Regions from separate parts of the Homo sapiens genome. Here region 1 is linked to region 2. A link is an interaction called in ENCODE POLR2A ChIA-PET data of the cell type or tissue named here. Cell type or tissue: IMR-90. All regions are shown on one strand. Each heading gives the region's core, and the rest is flanking DNA. Links, peaks and the distances in the headings are about the cores only.

What was found. ChIA-PET counts read pairs that join two places held together with the same protein. Peaks named below come from ENCODE experiments on the same cell type or tissue, not always from the same donor. Only the 100,000 strongest peaks of a DNase experiment are listed, where the experiment ranks them.
Region 1: POLR2A ChIA-PET joins it to region 2 with 8 read pairs; 2 of 35 experiments call an interaction of 5 or more read pairs at or near these places.

The regions. Positions count from the first base shown.
Region 1 is chr13:42,745,512-42,750,894 of GRCh38, forward strand. It overlaps a transcript of LOC124903164 not described here. Among named protein-coding and RNA genes, the nearest start is that of FAM216B, 33 kb to the right of the region's middle. In IMR-90, for the core only: no CTCF peak of the experiment used is centred there; a DNase peak (open chromatin) is centred at 2,120; H3K27ac peaks cover 382 bases.
Region 2 is chr13:42,662,689-42,668,071 of GRCh38, forward strand. No RefSeq gene overlaps it. Among named protein-coding and RNA genes, the nearest start is that of TNFSF11, 91 kb to the left of the region's middle. In IMR-90, for the core only: no CTCF peak of the experiment used is centred there; no DNase peak of the experiment used is centred there; H3K27me3 peaks cover 143 bases.

The sequences.
Region 1 (5,383 bases), core at 202-5,201, 83 kb after region 2:
GGGCGGATCACGAGGTCAGGAGATCGAGATCATCCTGGCCAACATGATGAAACCTTGTCGCTACTAAAAATCCAAAAAATTCGCTGGGCGCGATGGCAGGCACCTGTAGTCCCAGCTACTCGGAAGGCTGAGGCAGGAGAATCACTTGAACCTGGGAGGCAGAGATTGCAGTGAGCCGAGATCGCGCCATTGCGCTCTAGCCTGGGCGAGAGAACAAGATTCCGACAAAAAAAAAAAAAAAAAAAAAAAAAAAATCCTAAAGAGGAAGTAGAATCAAGCATGAGCCTACTCCCACCCACCTCTTCAGCCTGTGAGTATCTCTATCTCTAAAGCCTAGCACAGGCTCTGATTCATGGCAAATGAATGAATGAATGAATGCTCTAAGCTGTACACAGCTGGAAAGTAAGGCAATATTTTCAAATTAGATGCTGAAAACATATTGGCATAGCTCCTTTCTTTCCCCTTATTTTTAGTTTTTGGCCTAGGTCATAATTAAGTTAAAGATTTCTTCCAGGGGTGACTTCTCAAGTACAATAAAATAGGCAGACTTTGTCTACAGTGCCCCGTCCTTGCATTCAGCAGCTCCATGGTTGTTCATACAGGACTGGGAGATGCTATTTTCTGCCTAAAAGATTGGGATGGGAAAGGCCAGGTTGTGAAGGGAGGCATCTCCACAGTGAGAACTCCTGCAGGCTCCTGTGCTCAGTAACTGTGTTGGCTGCTTTGGGGGCTGCTCCTGTTGGTGGCTCAGTATGAGAGGCCTGGTTCCTGATGGCAATGTGCAAGGTTAGGCTGTTGAGCTCATCAGTTAATAGCTACGTGCCCTGTAGAAGCTGCACCCTCAGCATGTCCATCCTGCTGCTGTTTGAAATCCCATATGCCAAAGCAAGGGCAGTGTCCATCTTGTTTCCAAGCTCATTATTCCTAAAAGATGCAGGATAATTGCCCAGTCTACCAAGCAATGATTTCAGATGATTGCAAGTCAAAATCTCCGCCAGAACCTTCAAACATCCTGCAATAATAATTACATGTCAACTCCGGGGTTACCCTCTAAAGATTCTCCTTTTGTAGTGTGAATATCTCTTTATTATGGGCTGGAACCGATAATAAATTCATCATATGGAGCTAGGTCACAACTAAGTAAGAGCAGTTTAGAACTGAAGAGTCCACACGGCTCACTGCCTTCCCCTGTGCCGTTGACTGCTGGTTTAATAAATCCAACTCATCAGGTAGGTCTTATTTCTGAGAAAAGACTGTGAACACTTCCCACTGGACTAGGGACACCTCTTTATGCCCCCTACTCACTAGAGCACTCTTACTCTATTGACTATATAAACCCCTCAGAATCATTTCCTGTGATTGATTGAGAAGATAAAATCAAAAGTTATTGAGATTTTAAAAGGAAAAAAGAAATCTCACTTTAGAAAAATGGAAAACTTATTTTGCTCACATTCCATAAAATTACTTATATTCTCGCAGGACTCAGCAGAGGATTTTGCCTGATACCTGCCTGGAGTCACATGGGATTCACTTTCCCAGTTGTTCACAAGGAGGTGATTAATGATGAGCCTGAAAGTCACCACTCAGGAAGGATGTTCTTTATGACTTTGGCCTACTTTTCTAAAAATGGACTCAAAGGAGTGAGTCTCATTTAAATGCCTGGAAGAGAAAGTAACCTACCTGATTATTGCAGCCCAAAGGACTCGGGAGAGGGAGACTTCATGAGCAGAGGCTGAAGTAGAAGTTTGGATTAAAAACAATGAAAAAGTAGACAAGCAGTGGAACATAAAATTAAAAACACAAAACAAACACAACAAGCATTTGTAAGGAGAACCAGTTAGCAATACACTCTGATGGTAGATGGGTAATGATGTAAATACAAGCTGAATAACCTCCTCACTATGCATCTGTGAGACACAATTAGGAGAGAGGCTCACAATTGAGTAAGGGAAAGAGCTATAGCAACTTGTAATTAAGCAAAAACAAGCTGCTCAGGAGGCGTCACTAGGCTACGGTTTGTTGTTCTAACACTCACCACCACATAGCACATGCTTTTCTATTTTGCAGAATGCCATTCCATTGACAAGATGTATATAGTTTGTTTTCACAGAGGTCTGTCCTTGCCCTTTCCATGGAAGCAATACTTCTTCTATGATTACTTAGCTGTTTGGGACATGTGCAAATGTAAACAAAACTACCACAACACTTCCAAAGGCGTGGCTGACTCACTGGGCAGCCTACTTGTTGCAGGACGTTCCCTGCACCACCCCTCCCATGGAGATGGCTCTCCTGGTGAACTCCTGCCCCCTCCTTCCCACTACTTCATGCCACAGTGTAGGTGTAAGCAACTACAAAATAGGCCTATGCAGACCCCATGTTCTTTAGTCCAACTTTGGCTCCATGTGAGGAAGGGCAGATATGGCAGCCCTTACCCTCCTGCAGCACAAGGACAGCTGGGGAGACAGAGGGAATCTACATGGGACTCCCTAAATTTGCACAGAGCATAATGAAATCCAGAGTGTTGCAGCCAGAAGGAGATATAACAATTCAAAGGAAGAGGAAGTCGATAAGAATGAAAATGACCAAGAAATGCTTTGTGGATTAAATGGAGGCAGCATGGCATAGTGAGTATGTGTGTGGCTTTCAGAGCCAGCCAGATGACCCTCAATGAGTTCATCAGTGTCTCTGAGCTTTGATGCTCTTACCCATTTTTTTTTCAAATAGAAAATATAATACCCATCCCACCACTCCTAAGTATGAAAGGAAATAACTTATGTAATGCACTCAGCAGTGTTTAGCACATTGTAATTACTCAACAAAGGGAACGATTACTCTTACAGAATTTTGGCTGGACCTAGAAATCTAAGATTAGGGTAGATGGATGGTGAAGAGGGTCATATTCCACGCTGGAAATGAAAGTATAATACACAGTTTTTGCACATACATGTGTTCATTCTTACACGTGTGTACACTCAAGAAACACCTTTCTAATGACCAATGATTGGAGGCAGCAAGAAGGAGACCATGAGCCTGTGATGCTGAAGGAATCCTTGAGTAAACTTTCGACAAGGACTCATGAGTAAGGTCAAGGTTAGGAGGTGTTGGGGAAAAAAAGGTCAATAATAAAACACATTCACTATGTTACCCTACTCTATGCACCTTAAATCAGCACAGTAACCTATGAAATTGACATTAAAGGGTAAAAACTCAGGTTGTTTTCCCAATCCATGGAACCCCAGAGATAACTGGCCTCTTTCATCTTGTTACCTGAAGTATCCAATATGACAAAATCAGGAAGAATCATACATAGATTGTGTTTTATTTCTGGGGAAAAAAAATCTTAAGTTTTCTTGAGAAAGCTAACTGGTCTTGTTAAATCATTTCTTTATTCATTCTTTTAATAAGTACTTTATGGATTATCTACTATATAACAAACATGTGCCAGAAACTGAATAGTGAGAAGCAAACTCTGGTCTCTTCCCTTGTGTATTTTAGAGCCCAACTGGCTGCAGACATCAATTAAATGATAATGTAAATATGAATTTATGAATTGTGAAAAGGGCCATGATGGACATGTTACATAGAGAGCTAAGAATATGCATGGGATCTGATCTGGTCAAGGAAATGAGGATGAACATCTTGTGGGCAGAGATCTGAACAATTCAGGGAATTAAATGGGGGATGGGGAAAGTGGTTTAGACTCAGGGAAACATGAGTGGCCTGAGAGAGAAGGGAGCAAGTGTGGTCTGAGAAACTAAAAGATGGCTATGGCTAAGGTGTTATTAGGTTGACGCAAAAGCAATTGTGGTTTTTGTCATTACTTTCAATGCAAAAACTGCAATTGCTTTTGCACCAACTTAACGGAAGCCCAGTGAACAGAGGCAGAAAAAAGCTGAAAGTATGTGCAAGGACCTGGACCATAAGGCTATGTTAGAAATTTGGGACTTTTTTAAGAGCAATAGGAAGCCCATTGAAGTATTTTAAGGTCTCCCAGACTTGCTGGGGAGAATAAATGGAAGAGGAACAAGACTGAAAATGTGAAGACCAAAATGTCAAGAGTCGTGGGGAGTGATGATGCTGGCTACAAAGAGGGTGATGATGCTGAACATAATCAGAAGTGAATAGACTTGAGAGATAGTTAGGATTTGAAATCAGAGAGACATGGGGACAGATTGGTTATTTGGAGGTGCACAAGAAGGTACCAAGATAGAAAACTAGGACAGGCAAGATCAGTGATCTGAGAGGCTGGACAGTCAGAGGAAATCTTGAGGAAACAGGGGACCCAAGATGCTTCCTTGGGTCAGCAGAGATAAGCAAGGCCGGGTGGTGGGGGCTCTCCCTTGCAAGGTTAGGCTGTTGTGCAAGGTTAGGCTGTTGATTCTATCAGTTAATAGCTACATGCCCTGTAGAAGCTAGACCATCAGCATGTCCATCCTGCTGCTGTTTACCATCCCATATGCCAAAGCAAGGGCAGTGTCCCTCTTGTTTCCAAGCTCATTAGTCCTAAAAGTTGCAGGAGAATTGCCCAGTCTACCAAGCAATGATTCCAGACGATTGCAAGTCAAAATCTCTGCCAGAGCTTTCAAACATCTTGTGATAATAATTACATGCCTGGGGTTACCCTCTAAAGATTCTCCTTTTATAGTGTGAATATCTCCTTCTCATGGGCTCCAGATCTAAAGGGAATGTATTGGCTTCTTCTGCCAAGAGGTGGGTGCTTAGGAAGTGCTACCTGGGAGCCCAAAAAAGAGCCTAGCAGTGAGAATATCTGGGCATGTCCCCTAGTGGGAGCAGAGAGAGCTGTTTGGAAGTTCTGAGGAGTGGTGTGGCACCCAGCAGAGCAGCTCCTGGGCATCTAAGAGTTGTTCACTGGAAACACTCAGTGAAGACAGCACAAGGCAGAGGAAGGTCCCAGGCTGGTATGTGCCTCTCAGAACAGAAAAGTGCCTTTTTCTACCCAGGGTCTGTACCTTACCAGGCCTTCTTTTCATCAGCTTTGGTTCTTCAAGTGGGGAGGAGTCACTGAATGCTCCTTGATACCTGCTAGCAGTGATAATTAAAAAAAATATATATATATACAGAGAGAGTTGTATTTGTAAGTTTTCTAAAGCACTAAGTTGGAAAAACTTGCAAGTGGCTGAGGGTTTCCCCAGGTCACTAAGAGCATCTTCAGGACAAGAGCATATTTTCTATACCACTGCATTCAGAGTGTCGAGCATGACTGAATGAATAAATGCAGTCCTGCTTCCAGGTTAGAGTAACAAGTGCATTTCAGAAGACCTCAGGCAAGGAATCAATCAACAGATGAGCTTGGCAAAATTGAAAATATATTTCATTACTGTTTGTGTGTGGGTGTGTGGGGGCGACACTCTAGAGGTCTTGT
Region 2 (5,383 bases), core at 244-5,243:
TCCTGACCTCAAGAGGCAAGTGAATCACCTGCCTCAGCCTCCCAAAGAGCTGGGATTACAAGTGTGAGCCACCGAGCCTGGCCCAGTAAGTCTTAATGTATTTGAATATACTAAAGAAGTTAAGTCATAGGCTTTGGAGTTGCATATAGCTCAGTGTGAAGCCCAGATGCTATTTGTTTACTGTGTAATCTTGTCTAAATCACTTCACCTCTCTGAGCTTTAGTTTCCTCTCCTGGCTTACCTAATCATGCTCACTTGAGTAATATTAAGGTAACCTCATAGGATTGTTTTGAGAATTATACAATATAACTTACATAAAGAACCAGGCACAGTGTCTGAACATAGTAAGTAGTTAATAAATATTAGCTATTAATGATCAAAGCACAGATTTTTTTTTCCAAAAAATCTTCTTTGTCTCCTTAAACCTTGTGATAGGTAAACAGGAAAGGTATTATTATGCTCTGCTGCAGGACACGGAGACTCAGAGGGTTTAAAGGATATACTTTCAGGTCACCTGAGGAGGTCATGCAAAGCTGAGGTCTAGTGATGTCCAGCTCAGTGAAATTTTCCTGCCATCACCATGTGGATAGTTACACTAATAAGCACTCCCATCTGTAAGCCATTTACATCCATGGTTAGTTAGTTTTAGGTATCTAAATAGCCATACCATAGTATCCAGTGATTTAATCAAATGTGAATCTAGGTGTTGTTGTGAAGATATTTTGTACATGAGGTTAACATCTATGATCAGGTGACTTTAGCTAAGGAAAACTACCCTTCATTATGTGGGTGGGCTTCATTTAATCAGTTGAAGGTCTTAAGTGCAAAAGCTGAGGTTTCCTGTAGAAGAAGAAATTCTGTTCTGAAACTGAAGCATCGGCACACACAAATGTGTGTACCTCCACTGGCATCTCAGCATCTGTAAGCAGGCTCTTGACTTTGAACACAAATGTTTCATGTTGAGATGGAGTCCTCAGCCCCAACACATAGGACTTTTCTGGATCCCAGTCCCTACAGTTATATGATAAAGGGTCAGGAGGAGAAAGTGAAGCTTAATATTACTTAAGTGAACATGACTAGGTAAGCCAGGCAGAAAATTATCTTAAAATTTTCTTTAAACGAAGAAGTAGTTTGCTTTTCTTTTCCTTCCCACACAGGTAAGTTTCCTATGATTGTTTCCATCAGTACCTCATGACATCGAAGCCAAGAGGAAGGGTTATCCTTCCTGTGGCCACCCCCAACCGACAAAAACCCTATTACTTATGTTTTGGATTTCACTCCTTCCTGCCCCTTCAGGGCCCTCACTCTATCAATTATCTCCTCCTTTCTGCTTTAACAAGCTTTATTAATGGTGATGATGTTGTTGATGATGATGATAATAGTAATGATGATCTCCATGTGTAAACAGCTGCACAGAATCAAATCACAATCCTATGAAGTAATTTGTTGGTCTTTTCATTGAATAGATGAGAAAACTAAAGCTTAGAGAAGCTGCAGCCCATGCCCATAGCTGCCCTATTAATAGCTAGAAAAGACCTGGAATTTAAAATCAAGCCTGTTTGAATCCAGTGCTTTCCCCAGTGGCTCCTTCATATCTTACTCAACTTGCTCAATTTTATTCCAATAGTAATTTAGTGCAAGGCATGAAGTCATTATTTCTTTAGCCTGTTTTAATTACAAAGCCTAGCTTCAAAAAAGTCTGCCAAACTGTTAAAATGGGGTCGGTCAAATCCTTGTAAGTCCTGAGTTTTGCTATATCAGGTCTTCAGCCCAGGGTTCTCTCTCAGCTTGGTCTGCCAAGCACTAGCAGCAAGGTTATGGGAGAGGGTGTTCTCTAAGGACAACTTTCTTCTCTTTAAAAGATGACAGCTGACTTTCAGTTTCTGGTCCAGCATATAAGAAGCTTGAAAGTAGCCACTATCTCCTAACAATAAGCAAAAAAACAGAACAAACTGAAAACTCAACAAATCTTCTTAGATCTCGATACAATTTTAGTACTTGTCCCTGCCCAAATCTCATGTTGAAATGTAACCCCCAGCTGGGCATGGAATCCCAGCACTTTGGGAGGCCGAAGCAGGTGGATCACCTGAAGTCAGGAGTTCGAGACCAGAGTGACCAATGTGGCAAAACCCTGTCTCCACTAAAAATACAAAATTAGCTGGGCGTGGTGACACATGCCGTAATCCCAGCTACTTGGGAGGCTGGGGCAGGAGAATCACTTGAACCCGGGAGGCGGAGTTTGCAGTGAGCCAAGATTGCACCATTGCACTCCAGCCTGGGTGAAAGAGTGAGACTCCATATCAAATAAAAAAAAAAAAGAAAAGTAATCACCAATCTTGGAAGTGGGACCTGGTGGGAGGTGTTTGGATCATGGGCAAATCCCTTATGAATGTCTTGGTGATAAGTGAGCTCTTGCTCTTATCCCTTGGTGATAAGTGAGCTTTTGCTCTGAGTTCACATGAGATCTGGTCATTTAAAAGTGTGTGGCACCTCTCCCTACCCTTCTCTCTCTTGCTCCTGCTTTTGCCATGTGATGTGCCTACTCCCACTTCACCTTCTCCCATGATTGTAAGTTTCCTGGGGCCTCCCTAGAAGCTGAGCAGATGCCAGCACTGTCCTTCCTGTAAAGCCTGCAGAACTGTGAACCAATTAAACCTCTTTTCTTTATAACTTACCCAATGTTAGGTATTTCTTTATAGCAATGCAAGAATGGCCTAATACAGATCTGTAAGAGAAGTGAGGTTACAGGTCAAACTGCTACCCTCACAAATTGGAGGCAGAGGTGGATATGGAGAATTAAAACCTATCAGAGTGGAAACCCATGAGCAGAAACCTCCACAAGAACAAGTGCTGGGTTCAAAAATCTTGAACTGTAATTAATGAACTGCTGGGGGCTCAGTATGGGCAAGAAGGAGAATTAAAAACTCCAGGGGTCTCCAGTCACAGTGGGATCCTCACACATTTGTGAGTTTTACCTCCATGAGTTCAACCTGCTTCTCACGGTGAATATCAGAGAAAAATTCCTTCTTGCTCCAGCAGGGCGAAGGGAAAAGAAGCCATTTTGAAATATGTCAGAGATTTCTATTCTTCTTAACAAGGTCTACTCTCAGGAGAAACTATTCAACCACAGCCTAATCTGCCGGGGGTTTAGCCAGGAAAGGGAAATACCCAACTCCAGGTCATCTAGCCATCTTGTCTCACTTAAAGGAAGGAAAACTGAGAAGCACTTGAAAACTTCACAGTCCCAGAGGTACAGGCTCACGAAAAGACTTTAGAAGTAATCGTAGAACCTTAGAATGCTTTTCCTCCACAAGCATCTTATTATTACATTATGAAAGGTCTATTTAGAGCATTTTCTTCTACCTGGTGCATCATGTCCAAGTTCAAAAATATTAGAAGGCACTCTAAAAGGCAAGAATACAGTTTGAAGTGATGGAGCAAGCATCAGAATCAGACTCAGATATGGCAGGGATGCTGAAATTATTAGACCAAGAATCTAAAACAACTATGATTAATATGCTAAGGGCTTTAATGGATAAAGTAGACAGTATGTAAGAACAGATGGGCAATGTAAACCAAGACGGAAATTCTAAGATCAAAAAGGGATAAAAAATATTGTGACAAATACAGTATGATTTCACTTATATGAGATATCTTAAAAAGCCAAAATCATAGAATCAAAGAGTAGAATGATGTTGCTAGGACCTGGGGGGAGAAAGAAATGAGGAGTTACTAACCAACAGGCATGAAATTTCAGTTTAGCAAGATGAATAAGCTCTAGAGATCTACTGTACAATATTGTACCTACAGTCAACAATAATGTATCGCAAACTTAAAATTTTGTTGACAGGGTAGATATCATGTTAATTGTTTTTACCACAATAAAATAACGTTAAAACAACAACAATAACAACAGCACTGTAATAGAAATGAAGAATGACTTTGGTGAGCTTATTAGTAGACTGGACACAACTGAAGAAAAATACCTGAGCTTGAAGATACATCAGTAGAAACCTCACAAACTGAAAAGTAAAGAGACAAAAGCCTGAAAAAAAACAGAACAGAATATCCAAGAACTGTGGGAAAACAACCAAAGGTGTAACATATATGTAATGAGAATACCAAAAAGAGAAGAAAGAGGGAAAGGAACAAAGGAAATACTTGAAACAAACAATAACAGAGAATTTCCCCCCAAATTAATGTCAGATATCAAACCACAGACTCAGGAAGCTCAGAAAACACCAAAAAGAAAAAATGCCAAAACAACTACACATGGGAATATCACATCTACACTACATAAAATTAGAGGTAAAGAAAACAATTCTGAAAGGAGTCAGAGGGAAAAAACATCTCACCTACAGAAGAGCAAAGATAAGAGTTGCATCTGACTTCTCAGAGACCATGCAAGCAAGAAGAGAATGGAGTGAAATATTTAAAGTATTGAGAGAGGGGGAAAAAAAACAAAACATAACCAGAGTTCTGTTCCTGGTGAAATAGTCATTCAAAAGGGAAGGAGAAATAGATTTTCTAAGACAAACAAAAATTGAGGAAATTTGCTGCTAGTAGACCTGCCTTGCTTGCAAGAAATGCTAAAAAAAAAAAGTTCTTTAAAAAGAAGAAAAATTATATAGGTCTGAAATTTGGACTTACGTAAAGAAAGGAAGAGCATTGAAGAATGAAAAAGTGAAGGTAAAATAAAAACTTCTTATTTTTCTTATTCTTAACACCTGGGTATTTATCCCGTGTATTCAAGGCTGGTTCAATATTCAAAAATTAATTAATGTAATTCATCACATCAACAGGCTAAAGAAGAAAAATCACATGATTATATGAATAGATGCAGAAAAAGCATTTGACAAAATCCAACACCCATTCCTGATTGAAAGAAAGAAAAAAAACCCAGGAAATTTGGAATAGAGGGAAGCTCGCTGAACTTGATAAAGAATATCTACAAAATACCTAGAGCTAACCTCACACATAATGGTGTGAAACTAGAAGTTTTCCCACTAAGATCAGGAACAAGGCAAAGATGTCCCTTACCATTCCTCTTCAACACTGTACTAGAAATTTTAGCTAATGCCATAAGACAAGAAAAGGAAATAAAATGTATACTGAGAGTGAAGGAAGAAATAAAACTGTCATTGTTTGCAGATGACATCATTATATATGTAGAAACCCTGAAAGAATTATCAACAACAAAAAAAACTTCTGGAACTAGTAAGTGATTATAGGAAGGTTGCAGGATACAAGGGTAATAAACAAAAGTCAATTGCTTTCTTATATACCAGCACTGGACAACTGGAATTTAAAATTAAATATGAAATACAGCTTATGCTAACACTTCCTAAAATGAAATACTTAGGTATAAATCTAACAAAATATT